Regions from separate parts of the Homo sapiens genome. Here region 1 is linked to region 2. A link is an interaction called in ENCODE POLR2A ChIA-PET data of the cell type or tissue named here. Cell type or tissue: HepG2. All regions are shown on one strand. Each heading gives the region's core, and the rest is flanking DNA. Links, peaks and the distances in the headings are about the cores only. Region 1 has its middle 28 kb from the start of SMOC1. Region 2 overlaps SMOC1 (SPARC related modular calcium binding 1).

Region 1 (5,375 bases), core at 145-5,144, 150 kb after region 2:
AGCCTACTTTCAGCTGTCAGCTGGGGCTCAGAGTCTGCCACACGCCCCCGTCACCTTCCACTCTGCAAAGTCCTCCAGCCAATGGGCTGGTTTTCAAGCTGAACGCTCCAGGTCTTGCCCATTGACTGAGGTAGAGTGAATGAGGTAACTAAGATCCCGTAGCTTCCCAAGGAATGGAATTCAAGATACTCTCCAAGGTATCTTGGCCAAGCTTCTGGAAGAACCCAGGATGGGTTTGGGGATTCAGGCAAAAGTCTAGCCAGTTCTCCTTTGATCCAAACAATAAGCCTGAAAAGAAGCCCACCCCACACCCTGCCTCCAGAGGAAATCAGACTTCATGGAGTGTTGCCAGGAACCCATCTCAAGTTCTCCCACAGTGGGACATAACTTCTAAACCCAGTGGATTAACAGATCCAGGGACAGCAAACAGAAGAAACATAAGTCTGACTGAAAGCCGTCAAAGATTATTCTGAAAACAGCCTATCAGCCCACCACTTCCCTCCATTCCAGAAAACTAAGCAAGGTGGTTGGAAGTCAGACAGGGAGAGATGGCAAAGGGAAAGAGTGGAAAATTACAGCTGAAACCCACCTCCCCCTCCCCCAACCTTAAAGGCTTCCCTTTCAGTGTCAACAAATATGCAACCAATTAATGTAATTGCAGAGTTATTTATGGTGCCCAGCAAAGTGCAGCTGGATCCTAAAAGACAAAGTTGGAAGCAAGAGAAAAACTTTGTCTCCGCTTTTGGTGTGTGGTTTTGCTGGTCGGGCTCTTGAGGGGGAGGGGAGGGGCTCCTTTTCTTTCAGATGTTTCAGTCAACTTGTGGTATCCATGTGTCTGGTGGTCATGGCCCCTTCCAGGCAGTTTGCAGGTGTTCCTGCCTGGGGCAGGGGGAAAAAAATAAGGGGGCAGCTAGAGGAAAAAAGCTAAAGGTCTTCTGATTTCAAACTGTGATCTGACGTCGAAGACTTTTTCAAGGTTCCCCACTCTGACTGCACCCCTGTCTTAATCCTCCTGCATTGACCCTTTCCATAACAACCACCACCAAAAATTGCACAGAGAGACCTTTTTTCTCATAGCTGTTATGTGATTGTCTGGGATGACAGCTGTGTTGCCACTCAGCGCCTCGCACAAGACAGGTTTTAATTAGAGTTATTGAGGGGTTTGAATTGGCACAATTAGGGCCAGCATTAATGGGGTCTCCATGTGTTCTTTTGAAGAGTTTGGCCCTGTTTTTTGTCCCAGGGCAGGAGGGAGTTGCAGCTAATGAAGTTGGAGAGTGCAAATTATCTCAGCAAAAGGACAGCAAATGTAAACCACCCAGGGGAGGGGGAGACACTCAAAGGAAAGAAACGAAAAGAAAGCAGTTACATGTGGTGGAGGCACAAACACATTCACACACATGCTTACTTTCATATCTTCCTTTTCTTAAATGGTCCTTTTAGAAGGAACTTTTGTCCACCAAATATATATCATTGGCTAAGAGGGAAAGCAGGAAAAATGTGTATGCTATACCAAACTAAACTGAGGATGTGTGCATGCACATGTCTGCTTCTATGCTAACCCCTCAAAAGCTTATGAGCATATTAAAGGAAAAGAGAGATGAGACAAACTTCAGTTATCAAAAATCCTAATCCCTCATCCTCTGAGATGCTGGTTGCTTTTTACTGTCCCAGTTTCCTATTTCCTTTCTTTCCAGATGTCTGTTCCTCTCTTTGAGCTCCTCAAGCCCTTATCCTCTATGTTCCCTAGAACGGGCTCAATTTAAAAAGATAAGGCCTATCCCCAAGTCTCTGAGCCCCCCACCCATGAGCACGTCCAATAAAGTGCAGCCCAGGACGGTGCTGGGGACAGGCCTGAAGTCCAGTAGGCCCTGATGCCTCTAACTTCCCTATGGACCTGACACTCTTCCAAGAGGTACCTTTGGTAAAAGTCATTTCCAGTAGAAAGTCAATCTGGGGAGTAAGAAGGCCAGAATTGGAAAAACAAATATGATGGAGCCCAGTTATAAATCAACTCTGTCTATGTGAGAAGAAGGCAGTTGAACTGAAACAGGCCTCCGTTCAGTGTGTCCCCAGAGCCTGGGGCTGGATTTGGGTGGCCTCTGAACTTTGGGGACTGGGGAGTGGAACCATTTCATAAGCCAAAGCAGCAAAAGGCCACAGTATGCTGCAAAGGCAGAGGCAGGATCATGCACAAGTTGCAGCCAAAAATGAAATCAGGTGAAGCCACCTCCCCAGCACTGTGGGCCAGTGGTGGGGCCAGCTGCCTGCAACAAAGTCCTCTCCCTACTCATTTCAAGATGAGGCTCCTGCTCCATTTTTGCATAGGTGACATCTCCTTCCTTCACCAGGTGTTTTCCCTGATGTATTAGCAATTCCAGTGGCCAAGGCTAGTCTTGCTACCTGGCATAATGAAATGGCGGGGGGGAATGGGGCAGCGTGTTGGCTCACCCTCTGTGGGACAGTCTTGGCAGAGAGGAATGGGAAGCATAGTTGAAGGAACTAGAACCACTCCCAACCCAATGAGGCCCAAGAAATGTAGACAGACAGATACCCAGTTTAAAATGCCTCAAGTACTCCACAGATACTCAGGTGCTGGTACACAGAGGTTGACCTTGTCTGATGCAGCCAACTCTTCTCCTGCCTCACCCACATGAACCATGTGGGGCCGAACTTTAAGAAAAGAATCCCACATGGCCAATTGGTTTTCCCAAAAGATTAAATTCCTGAGCCCAGCAAAGATGAGTATGCCAGCACATGTAGCATGACAGGGATGCTTTAAAACAGTGGTTCCAACAGGGGGCAAATTTGCTCCCCAGGGAACATTTGGCAATGTCTGGCCACATTTTTGGTGATCCTATCTGGATGATAGCGCCAGGGATGCTACAAACATCCCACAAGGCACAGGACAGGCCCCACAACAAAGAATTATCCAGGCTAAAATGTCAATAGTGCCAAGGTTGAAAAACCCTGCTTTAAAGTTAAACAGACCTGGGCTCAAATTCCAGCTCTACCACTTCCTAGCTGTGCGATTTTAGAGGGCCAGTAATCTAAGTCCTGGTTTCCACATCTGTAAACCAGGGATGGTAAACACCTAGCTCACAGTTAAAGCAACTCACTGGAGAGGTTCAAGAAATAGTAATCTTCCTTTTTTTTTTTTTTAACTTAAAAGAATGTTCTAGGCTATCTTTACTAGAATCACTAAAAGAATGTGGCATTTGGGTAATCACTGATGAAGTCTTCCAGCCCTGAAATTGCCCTTTGCTCTTGCTGCTGCCACCTGTCTCCTCAAACAGAAACTAGAAGCCTGCGCACGGAGCCTTTTTGGGAGAAGCCTTCAGGACACCTTCTATTCTGAGTCACAGCAGCCTCCGCGCCACCTGCGGCCAGCTGCACTGTGGTCCCTGGCTGCGCCCCCAGAGACCCAGCCATGGCGGGGCGGCAGGGGAGGGGCCGCCTGGTTTCCGGTGGAAGTGGACTTGAGTTCGGCCTTTTCTTTTGAACCACGCAGCGGCCAAACGTCAATTAGCAGAGCCCGGAAAAATGAGTGCGCTCTGCGCTCTCCGGGAGGAGGGCAGGGCGCCCCCGGCCCGGCCTGGGGTTGCTGCCCTGTTCCCCCTATTGTGCCTCCAACAAGGGCGTTTTATTGAAAAGAGCTGAGTGCATCTAATGCAGTTATCCGTGTCCGCCTCATCGGGCTGTGGGCTGGGGGGCGAGGCACGCAGCTGCCGCCGCCTCACACGCTCGCAACAAAGGAGCGCGCCGTGGAGAATTTGCTCCTCTTTGAACGGCTCATCTGGTTTCCATTTTTGAAAGGTTCCCCAACCCTTCCCTTCCACCCAGCCCCCACCCCACCTTCACCCCCTCCTTTCTCTGCTTTGCTCTAGCTGTGCCCCTTGGGGGAGGGCGCCCCACGACCCCCATACAGTCACCCCCTTATGCGTGTTGGAGGCATGGGTGTCCCCCCTACACCCGGCAGGGCCACACGTCCGAGCTGGACAAACACACGCGGCTTCATGGCCAGCCTGAACCGCGTTCCCTGGCCTGGGCCTCAGTTTCCCCACCTTCAAAACGCCATGATTGCATGCCAGCTGATTAATGGTCTGTGAGTCAACGAACTGATTTGTAAAGCATGTGGCAAGTACATGATAGGATAATTCAGAAAATTTTAATTGCCTTTAATTTTGCTGGAGATAACCACCATCAACTTTCTATTTTCTTCTAGTCGTTTTCTCTGTATAAGAAGTCATATACAAAATTACCTTTCGATTGGGATCAGGTTGTTATGCAGTTTTATATCCTGCTTTTAGTTATATCTGGAGGCATTATCCCATGCTAAGAGTCTCTGAAAATGTGAGATTCTTAACTGCCAAATATGCCATCATGGGTTTGTACCATAATTGATTTAACTGGTTCCCCCACTGTTGGACATTCAGGTTGTTTTCCTGTTTGCTTGGGTGGTGGTGGTGGTTTTTACCCCACTATTATAATTACAAGGCCATTTTTAAAAATAGAATCCTCACGTGGCTTCCCAAGTTGACAGCTGGATCTAAACCCCTGCTCCACTATAAATCAAAGGCATACGGCAGGCACTTCCACCTCTTCTGAGGGCTGGCACGAGGGGAAAGGTCATCACTGGCCTCCTCCTCCCCTGCCTGACACCTCCAGGCACCTGCAAGTTGGAAATTCACATTTGAATCATGGCCCCTGTAAATTATGGCCTTGGGCAAATTGTATAACCCTCAGTGCCCTCAGCTACACAATGAAGATAGAATCACGCTGACCTCAGAAGGCTCTTGTGAGAACTAAATGAAACAAGATACACAATGTGCTGAGCATGTGACTAGGACACAGCTGCCAGGCTGTCCCACTTACTCACTGTGCGACCTTGGGCAGGTTTCCTAGTCCCTCTGCGCCTCAATTTCCCCACCTATAAAATGGGGAGTTGTGAGGATTAAATGAAGTAATACATTAAAATTACAAAAAACTATGCCTGGCACATACTAAGAACTCAGTAAATTTAGCTATCATTATTGTGCACCTGCCTGCCCTGCTTGTGAAGAGTAAGGTCAGCTCCCCCACCCCAACTAGTTTTCTCTTTAATCTCCCACAACTAGCCCATTCCAAACCCTATCAGTACAGGTTCTCCTTCCAACCTCAGGCCCAGCTCCACTGGAGGAATCCTAAGCCCTCAGAAAACAGGATCCCAGATGAGATACTGAGCTTGAGCAAAAAGCCCAGGCCCCAGAGAGATCCTCACAGAGCACCCCAAACCCCCTCCACACCCCTAGCCTCTGCTTCTGGCATTAGCAGTCTCCCCGGCTCAGAGAAGGGGACTGGGTGGGAGTGAGGGGGCTGCCTTGTCATGGCTTTCG
Region 2 (5,375 bases), core at 195-5,194:
ATTTGGAAAAATGGGGGATAGCAAAAGAATTTTTTAAAAGCCTGACTGCAAGGTTTATTACTTTTTTATTTTATTATTTTTATTATTGATTTACTACTTCATTACAGTATCTGCAAGTCCAGGTGCCTCTAAGAAAGAGACAGGAGTGATTTATCATAATAGCACTAACCCTCTGTGAAGAGTACACAGAGAGTTTGTCTTACAGCAAAGAGAAAATCTCCCTTAAAATCATCTTTACAACTAATAACAAGAAAAACAAACATTCATTGAGTGATATGTGCCAGGCAATAGACTAAGGGCTTTACCTAATGAATCCCTTTGCCCATGTGAGGTAGGCACTATTATTACGCCCATTTTGTAGACAAGGAAGCTGAACGTTGGAGAGATTAATGGATTTTCCCAAGTTCACTCAGCCAGGAGAGAGAAAGGCTGGGGATCCTGACAGTCAGGCTTGACTTGCTAACCTCTAGACAGTGTTGCCTCTAACCATTTGCTCTAGGAGACAAATAAATTTATTTTTACAGTGAGCTCTTCTATGTCAGTGTCTTTGCAGACTATCCCAAATCTGCTGCATTCAAAATCAAATGTGCTGGACACAGCACAGCTCCTTCTGACCAATGATGTCTTCTCGACCTAAGCACGCTACAAATCTTGTACCTGGATATTTTTCTCTCTTTGCCTCAGAAGCGGAAAACTTAAAACCAAATTTAACTCATCCACCATTGCAGAACTCTAAAATGAATAACAATAGCTAACATCTATTTGAGTATTTACCATGGGCCAGACTTGGAATTAGGTGCACTATGTGTATTAACTCACTTCAAACTCATTACAAGCCTTTAAGGGCAGTGTTGTTATCCTCATTGAACAGAAAAGGATGCAGAAACACAGACTGGTTGAGAAATTGGATGATCATAGAACTAGGAAGTGGCAGAGCTGACATTTCAGCACTGGCTGGGTGCTTCACCTCTGCAAGATCATCTTCTTGCCACAGGCTAATCTGATTTTTATCCTAACCTATATTTTTCTTTTACTCACTATAGGTCATCTCATTACAAAACAGTCCCCAATGAACTGTGCCTCCCCGTGATCATGGCCTTGTGTGGACCCCTCCACGTGGACTCTGGTTTGCTTTGGCCAATAGAATGTTAGAGGCAATGCTGATGTTTTGTGTCAGGCCGAGGCCTCAAGAGGACTTGCAGCTCTCGCTTTCACTTTTGTGGAAGCTGCCCTAAGATCATCACAAGGAAGCTGGTCTCGCCTACTGGAGAACAAGAGGCCACAGTGAGGAAAGGGGAGCAGCTCAGGTCACAGCGAGTACCAACTGCAGATGTGAGAGGGAGGTCACCTTGTACATTCCAGCCCAGCTGATCCTCCCCTACCTGGATGAGTCCAGGATTAAATTCAGGCAAAACAAGTATCCGGCCAACCCACAGACACATTAGAAAGAATTAATTATTTTTATGGTAAGCCAGTACATTTCGGAGCAGTCTGTTACACAGCAGCAGATAACTGAAACATCTAGACCTCCTTAACTATTCATCAATTTACCCTGTACGTATTTTTGTAGCCCTGTAAGCCCTTCAGTCAACCAATCAATTATTCTTGAAGGGCTTCTCTAGAGGTTATGGGTCATGCATATGCTAATCAGTAAGTACCACAGGGCATAAGCTTATTCCATATCTGAGGACCCAAATTTGTAACTCATCCACCATTGCAGAACTCTAAAATGAATAACAATAGCTAACATTTATTTGAGTATTTACCATGTGCCAGACTTGGTACTGGGCAGTTTGCTTGTATTAACTCACTTCAAACTCAAACAAGCCTCTAAAATAGTGTTCTTCTTATCCTCACTGAATAGAAGAAGGTGCAGAAACACAGACTGGCAGAGTCATTGGATCAAGATCACAGAACTAGGAAGTGGCGGACCCAAAAAGCCAGACCACCCATGGGGCCACTATCATCCTCTTTCCTTCTCAGTTACCTAAATCCCAAATGGGTCTTAAAATTCACATCTATCAGTTTTCTTAGGTACCAAGAAGTCCCCTTCCAGAATGCAAGACAGGGGGCCTATTTTGTGGGTCTCTTCATGATCATGGGTTCAGAGAGGGAGCTCCCCAGAAGTGAACACACACTATTCTAAAATAATCTGTGCTCAGGAACACTCAGGGAAAGATGACAAGATTAGAAGGTCTGGCCAGGTATCTATGAGAATGGGCCAGGACCATCTGTAAACACCTGGAAGCCATAAACGGAAGGGGAGAGGGAACAATCAGGGCTGTCCAGGGGGGCATGGAAATGCATGGCCACACATACACACTCACACGCCCGCCCCTATAATCCTGTCCCTCAGATGGTGCAGAGAAGAAGTGAGAGTCAGGTCATTCCGCACTTGGCAATGAGTGGTTAAAGTTTCACTGACAAACCTCTGACTGCCTAAGAGAAGAAACACAATAGAAAAAACATCCAAGCAAACTGTCCAGTACCTAGTCTGGCACATGGTAAATACTCAGATAGAAGTGAAACCATGTCCACCCCTTGTCACCAGAAGGCACACAACCCTGTCCACCACTAATTGCACATAGCAAAGAAGGACCAAAGTCCAGCAGGAGTGGGCAGGGCAGGAGACAGGAGAGGAAAAAAGAGGTTGGACCAGACAAACATGAACCCTGTCTCCAGGCCCAGGGCACGGGTTCTTTCACATCCCACCAAGAGAGGATAAGCCTGGAGCACAGCTCTGTCGGCTAGGACTAGCCCAGGCCTCTGTGCCTCTCAATTACTCATGGTGATTAGGAACAAAGGAAAGCATGGATAACCTAAATCCTCAGCTAATCCCCAGACTTGATTTTAGCCCAGAGTTTAGTCTTTTATCCCAGAAACCTTTTCTTCTTCATCATCTTTTTCCTTTCTCTTCTTTTTTTGTTTAAAGCAAAAATGGCCAAAAAACATAAACATTACAAGATTTGAGTTTCAGATCTTTGGGCTGGCCTTTCTTTCTAGACACTGCCTTCCAGAGGAGGAACTGCTGAAGAAAGGAGCAGACAGAAAAGCTGAGATCCTGGGTAACCCAACACCAAAGCACCTTCTGCACATGCAGTCAGCAGTTATTGGTAGACCAGCTATGCTGTAAGCTTTTTGGAGAAAGAACATGGGAACCTCATGGTGATGGAGGAAGTGGAGGTCAAAGGGGGAGACGGGTGGAGAGAGCAGACAGTAGACAGAGAAGGTCTGTGTCACTCAGGGTTCTGCAGAGAAAGAGAACCAACAGAAGACAGAGACAGGCGTATATGTATGTGTGTATGTATCTTTATATCTATTTGTTTTGGAAGGGCTAGCACAGGGACAAGTGCTAGATATCTACAGATTATAGATACACACACATATACATAAAGAGAGAGAGAGAGAGTGATATTTTAAGGAATTGGCTATGTAATTATAGGGGCTGGCAAATCTAAAATATGTTGGGCAGGCCAATAGGCTAGAAATTCAGGTAAGAGTGATGGGGCAGTCTTGAGTCCAATATCAATAGGTCAGGTCAGCAGACTGGAAACTCAAGAAGGATTTCCATGTTACAGTCTGGAGAGGGAATTCCTTCTTTTTGGGGAAACCTCAGTCTTTGCTCTTAAGCCCTTCCACTGATTGGATGGGACCCACCCACATTATGAAGGGCAACCTGTTTTATCTGAAGTCAATTGACTGTAAATGTTGACCACATCCACAAAATACCTTCACACCAATATCTAGATGAGTGTTTGGCCAAACAACTGGGCAGGATGGCCTAGCCAAATTGACCTATAATATGAAGCATCGTAAAGTCCATCTGAAAAATAAGTGCAAGAAAAAAGGCTAATCTTACAGAGAACCATACGCGGAAGAACTGAAGAAGAGCCACAAGCCATGAAAACATGGACTGGGAAGATGCCTTGATGAATGATGCAGTCTTCCTGGAGAAAGAATCAGAAGCTCTCCCAGTGGAGGCTCGTTTGGTAACCAAGGTGCCTACTCTGGCCATCCAGACAGGGAGTTCCTTACACTACAGAAAAAGTAAGCTGACATGGTCCTGAGAGAGGAGGACCTAAAGCAGGATCCTGAGTAGAAAATGAGATTAGGGCCCAGGAAGAGGACACAAAAAAGGACTGGGACCTTGTAGACCCAGGTTATCACCCAGGATATTACTGGTTGTATATGTACTGGGTGCTGGCATCATGTCAGGTGCTGGAGAGGCCAGAAAAATCCTCTAAGATGTAGCAAGCAGAAAGAATAAACCATGAGATCTTTGCCTACCCTCATTCTAGGCCATCCTCCATCCCTGAAGCTTTCCCTGAGGCCCTGCCTGGAACAAGGCTAGAAGCAGTGGAGGATCTGCCCTCGTGGGCCCCTTGTCCTCGGTACCCTGACTTCACTGGATGCAAGTTCCTGGAAACTAGGGCTCTGCACATCCTTCCTGAGCCTTCACCACACCCGTCTCTGGTGGCCATAGGAGAGCCATGGAATCTCTGGTGTAAAAGATTCATAAAGGGTACTTGGTCCAAGAACCCTTCTATTGCTTGAGTCCCCATTATGTCACCCCTCTCACAGAATTCTAGTCTGACACTTCAGAGATGGGGCTGCCCACTGTTGAATAAACCGTAGGGATGAGACCACAGAGGCTGCAAAAAGAATATCTATCCCTTTGACACATCCTGGGAAATGCTACACTCAACCCTCAGACCATCAAGCACTGGATTTTCTTGGGGGAAAAATCAATTAAAATGTTACCCAGACTGAAAAATGAGAGGCACTTACTTGGGTTTCATTGCAAAAGGAGTTGTCCCACTGAGCCAAGAATATTAAAGAAAAAATTAGCATTGTATCACCTACAGTGACCCTGAAACCCCATCAAATACTTCACACCCACCTAGTCTCTTATCAAAAATGAATGAAATGCTGAAAGATAACCCAAAATATCAAACTGTGTGTTGAAAACAACCTTTCTAAATTACAACATGAAATTCCAGAGGCATAAGAAACCACATGGCTCCAGCCTCAGGATTCTCTAGGTCAGCGTGCGAGCATGTGAGAGTGTGGTGTCGGGAGTGTTCCAGAACTGTAGGGTGGCTGAGAATTTGGCAGAGGAAGGCACTGCAGGAGTAAAAGAGAGAAAGATAGGACCAGGTTGTAAGGAACTGACTTTGCTGTTTCAGAAGGATTAGCACAGGGACTAGATGTGGTGCCCCAGGGAAGGGTTGCTGCACTCCATGATTTATGGGACATCACTGAGCAGGCCCTTGCTGTTTATTTAGCCACAGGGGGTTTTAGCACCTATGGTTTCAAGCCAACTATGTGAACAGGTTATTTTTCTTACTTGTGGACTTTGCACTTTTTCACAGGAG

What was found. Peaks named below come from ENCODE experiments on the same cell type or tissue, not always from the same donor. Only the 100,000 strongest peaks of a DNase experiment are listed, where the experiment ranks them.
Region 1: POLR2A ChIA-PET joins it to region 2 with 9 read pairs; 3 of 35 experiments call an interaction of 5 or more read pairs at or near these places.

The regions. Positions count from the first base shown.
Region 1 is chr14:69,848,521-69,853,895 of GRCh38, reverse strand. No RefSeq gene overlaps it. Among named protein-coding and RNA genes, the nearest start is that of SMOC1, 28 kb to the left of the region's middle. In HepG2, for the core only: a CTCF peak has its summit at 3,292; DNase peaks (open chromatin) are centred at 2,995, 3,365 and 4,805; H3K4me3 peaks cover 1,383 bases.
Region 2 is chr14:70,002,722-70,008,096 of GRCh38, reverse strand. All of the region lies in intron 7 of SMOC1 (SPARC related modular calcium binding 1), which reads right to left. Among named protein-coding and RNA genes, the nearest start is that of SNORD169, 27 kb to the right of the region's middle. In HepG2, for the core only: no CTCF peak of the experiment used is centred there; a DNase peak (open chromatin) is centred at 2,606.